2 separate regions of the Homo sapiens genome follow, and region 2 is linked to region 1. Evidence: read pairs that join two places in POLR2A ChIA-PET (ENCODE). Cell type or tissue: Panc1. All regions are shown on one strand. Links, peaks and the distances in the headings refer to the core of each region. The heading gives the core; the rest is flanking DNA.

What was found. ChIA-PET counts read pairs that join two places held together with the same protein. Peaks named below come from ENCODE experiments on the same cell type or tissue, not always from the same donor. Only the 100,000 strongest peaks of a DNase experiment are listed, where the experiment ranks them.
Region 2: POLR2A ChIA-PET joins it to region 1 with 7 read pairs; 5 of 35 experiments call an interaction of 5 or more read pairs at or near these places.

The regions. Positions count from the first base shown.
Region 1 is chr10:96,835,390-96,838,309 of GRCh38, forward strand. The region is part of intron 2 of LCOR (ligand dependent nuclear receptor corepressor); the gene reads left to right. Among named protein-coding and RNA genes, the nearest start is that of LCOR, 4.6 kb to the left of the region's middle. RefSeq lists an enhancer at 1,883-2,383. In Panc1, for the core only: no CTCF peak of the experiment used is centred there; no DNase peak of the experiment used is centred there; H3K27ac peaks cover 441 bases.
Region 2 is chr10:96,703,711-96,706,630 of GRCh38, forward strand. The region is part of intron 2 of PIK3AP1 (phosphoinositide-3-kinase adaptor protein 1); the gene reads right to left. Among named protein-coding and RNA genes, the nearest start is that of PIK3AP1, 15 kb to the right of the region's middle. In Panc1, for the core only: no CTCF peak of the experiment used is centred there; no DNase peak of the experiment used is centred there.

The sequences.
Region 1 (2,920 bases), core at 205-2,704:
CAGAGCAATATTTTAATCTGAGCAGTAACATATATTCATAGTCTCTCAACTAAAATCAGTGGGGCCTCATATTTTCTCTTTTATTATATGTAATTTTGTTTTTTAAGAGGAGAGTTCTAAGTAAATTAATTGTAGTGTTAAGAACTTTCTATATTTAAAAGGACTGGCAGTGATCCTTAGGCAATTCAAAAGGTAACTTGTTTACTTCCAGATGTAATAATTTTTTAGTGGGATTGGTTCTAAACGGTCAACCTGTTTGTTTCTCTTGACTGATTATCTTAATACTTTAGGGTCATTTGGTTTCTGGAAGGTATTTAATTTACAGCAGTTTGGATTAAAAATTAATTCTCATTTCTAAAATCGAATTCTCCCTTCTATTAGTACTTTTTTGGAGGGTGTGGGGGCAGGTGGTGGTGGTGATGTTGCTGATTAAATGATTAGGTTCAGTTGAATTGGAGTTAGTCCTGGGTTCAGACAGTGATTATGATCAAGATGGATGATATTTGGTTACCAGGTGATTATTAAGGAGTCCTCTGAGACTAGGATGATCAGTTTAGATTCCAGGAAGATCTAGGCTCTCTCTGCGCCTGATATGATGTAACCTTTTGCTTTCCTGCACCTTGCCCTTGCTGTATTTTCAAGAAGCTCTTCCTAATGTGGGGAAAGTTGTGGTGATTTCAGCTTAGCTCTAGCTTGGCTAAAAATAGGACAGCAGATGAGTCTCTTTGACTTTCAGAAAGTTATTTCAGATTGCCCTAATTTCCTGAAATGTTCTTGTAGCTGGAGCAATTCTAGGAAGTATTTGAACAATGCCATTTTTTAGTCTTATGGTGCTACACAGGGGGGCCTGGAATTTCTTACATAGTGAGAATTGGTTATTTGATGCCACTTTTATTTTTATTTAGAGTTTTTTTTAGAGACAGGGTTTGGCTATGTTGTCCAGGCTGGTCTCAAACTCCTCCTGTCTCAGCCTCCCAAAGTCACTTGCCTGATAGAACTTGCCACTTCAGAGTACCTGCCTGATCATTTAGCTGTTTGTATTGATGCTGTTTTTAGGATGAAGGGCAGTTAGGTGTTTACTTCATTTAAACAAGCATCTGTTTTTTACCAGGCACTGTGGGCAAACAAAGTCTGGGAAAGTTGCCTCAACCTTCAGGAACTTTTAAACCTTAGAGAAAATGTAATGTAATCGATCAGTTATTGTACAAGGCATAGTGTGTCATATGATGGTGCAAGCAAATGCTAGGGGTGTTTAGAAGTGAAATCTCTCCCGAGTTGATGGACGATTTCGTGAAGAAGGTGGTGGATTTTTGCTTCGTTCTGATGGAAAAGGCATTCCATTCATGAGAAATGGCATGAGCAAAAGTGGAGAAGGACAGCAATGACTTGTCAATTTAAACTGCAGTTCATGATTAGTGTAAGGGATATACACATGATAGGTTTGCAAAGGTAGGTTGTAGGATTTTCTAATGCAGGTTAGAAAGTGGAGACTTTTTGTTAGGCAACTTGCAGTTTGCAACACGTTTCTTTCCTTAGCTCAGGGGAGGAATGGTAGCTTTAGTTAAGGATTTCATTGTGGAACTCTACAAAAATGACACAGATTCTTTTTTTTTTTTTTTTGAGACGGAGTCTCGCTCTGTCGCCTAGGCTGGAGTGCAGTGGCACCATTTCAGCTCACTGCAAGTTCCGCCTCCTGGGTTCAAGCCATTCTCCTGCCTCAGCCTCCGAGTAGCTGGGACTACAGGTGCCCGCCACCACGCTCGGCTAATTTTTTGTCTTTTTAGTAGAGACGGGGTTTCACCGTGTTAGCCAGGATGGTCTTGATCTGCTGACCTCGTGATCTGCCCGCCTTGGCCTCCCAAAGTGCTGGGATTACAGGCATGAGCCACTGCGTCCCTCTATGTATGCCCAGGCTGGAGTGCAGTGGCGTGATCTTGGCTCACTGCAACCTCCACCTCCCAGGTTTAAGAAATTCTGTGCCTCAGCCTCCCAAATAGCTGGGATTACAGGCTCGTGCCACCACGCCCAGCTAATTTTTTTGTATTTTTAGTAGAGATGAGGGTTCAGCATCTTGGCCAGGCTGGTCTTGAACTCCTGACCTCGTGATCCACCACCTCGGCCTCCCAAAGTGCTGGGATTACAGGCGTGAGCCACCGTGCCCGGCCGACAGATTCTTTTTTAAACCACCTTTACAGGGACAATATTATCATCCACAAGAGTATTATCTTCTAAGCAAGCTCATTTGGAGGTTATGCCTTCCATTGCTGTTACAGACCTATTTTTGGAATACCTTTAGGATTGACAGATTATCATCCTTGGAAGTTGGAGTTGGTATTTGGAAAGAGTCAAAAAGTATTTGCTGTGAAATGTGGCAATTAAAGGTATATGTTAAATAATGGGATTGGCTTTCTTCCCTGGCTTGCAGTCTAGCTCGGAAAGCTCAGTAGAGGGGCTTGATTTGTTTCGATGTGCCTCTGAACCTCTCTCTTAATTCATATTTCCCGTAAGTCTGTCCATCTGTTGTGTGGAATCTCAGTTTGTGATATTGGATAGATGCAAATAAGCAAAGCTGTTACTTTTCATAGTTTCAAATGAAAAACTCAACATCACTACTGTATAAATTATTTTCTAGTCTATCTGTGTTTATTTTTAAATTCCTTTTACTATTCTATACACTTGCACATTGCTCTGGGGGTAAAAATCCAATATAAACCATTAGCTCATTTTATTGACCATTCTTGTATTCAGCAAGTATCCCAAGTACAGTGGTCCATACCTTGAATTTTTTTTCACTTTTTAAGTGAGATATAATTTACATACCATAACAACTTAGTGGGTTTCAGTTATTTCAAATACAAGGTTGTACATATATCATCACTGTCTAATTCCAGAACATTTTATTTTTATTTTTTCTCAGCAG
Region 2 (2,920 bases), core at 270-2,769, 130 kb before region 1:
AGTCTTCTATGCACAGGTATATATCACTGCAAACGTTTTGGAACTAAACTGAATCAGTTAAAAAGGTTCTCGGGAATTTGCCATCTTCTTAGAAAACTTATAATGGTATATTACAGTGCTGGAGGCTGAAAGAAACCTTCCAAATTATCTGGTCCAACCCCATCATTTTACAGATGAAGAACTTGGAAAATAAACTGGCTGATCCAACACACTGAAGACTCCAATTAAAACATCTGCTTAATTTTAAGGTGGCTGACAAATTTGGAGAGTGGGGTGGGAAATAAAACCTCCAAAACATATTTTAGTAGTAATTTTGATCAAGGGGCTTATTAAATGAAGAAAGAGTAAAGATTGTGATCTCAGTAGCACCCCATCCCAACATCTAGAAACCTGAAAGATTAAAAACTGCCAGAGTGAACGCACCGAATCTATGAGCAGGGGCAAAGGAAGAGAACGCAGGAGCTCTACCCTGAAGTCTGATGGCCTAAGCACCAAATACTGGCCTAATTTTATATCTAACTGATGGGTGTCCAGGAGCTGCCCTGATGTGATGGTGCCTCCATTTCCGGAGAAGTGGAGATTAGAGAAAATACTTCCCATGCGACAGAGGTACATGACCATTGACCTGACAACAGAAAGGTGGCTTAGACCCCTTGTTTGTACTCAGTGGTACCTGGACCAGCAGCATCAGCATCACCTGTGAGCTTGTTAGAAATGCAGAATCTGGCTGGGTGCGGTGGCTCACGCCTGTAATCCCAACACTTTGTGAGGCTGAGGCAGGCAGATCACTTGAGGTCAGGAGTTCAAGACCAGCCTGGCCAACATGGTGAAACCCCATCACTACTAAAAATACAAAAATCAGCCAGGCATGGTGGTGCATGCCTGTAATTCCATCTACTTGGGAGGCTGAGGCAGGAGAATTGCTCGAACCCAGGGAGGCAGAGGTAGCAGTGAGCCGAGATTGCGCCACTGTATTCCAGCCTGGGTGACAGAGCGAGACTCTATCTCAAAAAGAAAAAAAAAAGAAAAAAGAAAAAAAAAGAAATGCAGGATCTTGGCCCCACCCAAGGAGTCAGTATATGCATATTTACAAGATCCCCAGGTCCTTCTGTGCACATTAAAATTTGAGAAGCATTGTTTAGCTAGCATAGCAGCAAAAGAAAGTATAATTGACTACCTGTAATCTAAGTTTCAAGAATAAAATAACCTCCTCTACTCTATTACCCACTCCACTCTCTTTGATCTTTAAGCTTTACTTTAAACTTTACATGGTCTAAAATTTAGCCTAAATTTTAAATGGGCTTAGTGAATATCTCATTAAATAGTCCTTTTTATCAAAAGGTATCTCAAAGTTAAGAAAAATAGACATATAGCCATGTAAATATTCTGGGACTTTTACCATTTTAAAGGGTTACATAAATTATAAAGTGAGGTATTTTTCATGCTATTTACTGCTGGGGTCTGAGTAGGAACATGACCAGTATTTCTTCAGTTGGGAGTCAAAAACCTCAGGTATACCAGGTGAAGGAGGAAAATTGAATTCAGAAGAGAAATGTGTTCCTGGTGAAAAGGGGAACTTCTTGTAAGGGAATGTTATGATCAAAAGGCTGTAAAGGTCACATGGCCCAACCCTGGCCCCAAAGCTAAATCCCTTTACAGCACGTCTGCAGTATCTACTCTCTTACTCCTGGAGATGTGGCACTTACCACCTTCAAAGGCAACCCATTCCACCTTCACACAGCTCTAATAATTAGGAAGTTTTTCCTAAAATTTGTCTCCCTGTAGTTTCAATAGCCCTACAATCAATAACTCCACAATTATTGTCTCTACTATTAATTCATCCCCATTATCAATTTTCCATTGCATTTCTTTTTTTTTTTTTTTTTTGAGACAGGGTGTCACTCTGTTGATCCCCAGGCTGGAATGCAGTGGCTCAGTCACAGCTCACTGCAGCCTCAACCTCCAAGGCTCAGGTGATCCTCCCACCTCAGCCTCCCAAGTAGCTAGGACAACAGGTACACACCACCATGCCCAGCTAATTTTTGTATTTTTTGTAGAGACAGGGTTTTGCCATGTTGTCCAGACAGGTCTCAAACTTCAAAGCAGAAATCCTTCTGCTCCAGCCTCCCAAAGTGCTGGGATTACAGGCATAAGCCACTATGCCCAGCCAGTTGTTTTTTTTTTTTTTTTTTTTTTTTTTTGAGATGGAGTCTTGATCTGTCACTCAGGCTGGAGTGCAGTGGTGCCATCTCGGCTCACTGCAAGCTCCGCCTCCCAGGTTCACGCCATTCTCCTGCCTCAGCCTCCCGAGTAGCTGGGACTACAGGCGCCCGCCACCTCGCCCGACTAATTTTTTGTATTTTTAGTAGAGACAGGGTTTCACCGTGTTAGCCAGGATGGTCTCAAACTCCTGACCTCGTGATCCGCCCGCCTCGGCCTCCCAAAGGGCTGGGATTACAGGCGTGAGCCACCGCTCCCGGCCATGCCCAGCCAATTTCTTATTGGGATTCTTTTTTTTAACAGAGAAAGTCAAAGAAACAAGTTTCATGTACTTATTTCTCATGGGACTGGGCAGCTGGTGTAGTAACGTATATGAAAATATTAGCTTTTGCTTTTATTTTGAGGTACCTTAGGAAAACCTCATGTATGCAAGAGGAGTATTTTTTAAAAAGATGGGTTATCACAAGTTATAGGGAATGTACCTAAGGACACAATTATCCCAGAAATGTAGTGTAGGGAGAGTACTGTCTTTAGATACTGTTCTAGCCCTAAGCTTCCTGGGAGTCAAAGCAGGTATGAAATGTGGCAAGAAGGTCATACTTCAAAAATATTTAAGATTTTCTGGCCTAGGTGAATCACAGATTTTTAGCCTTGGGAAGTGTCTTAGATCAAGTCTAAATCTGCCACTTACAGAAAAGGA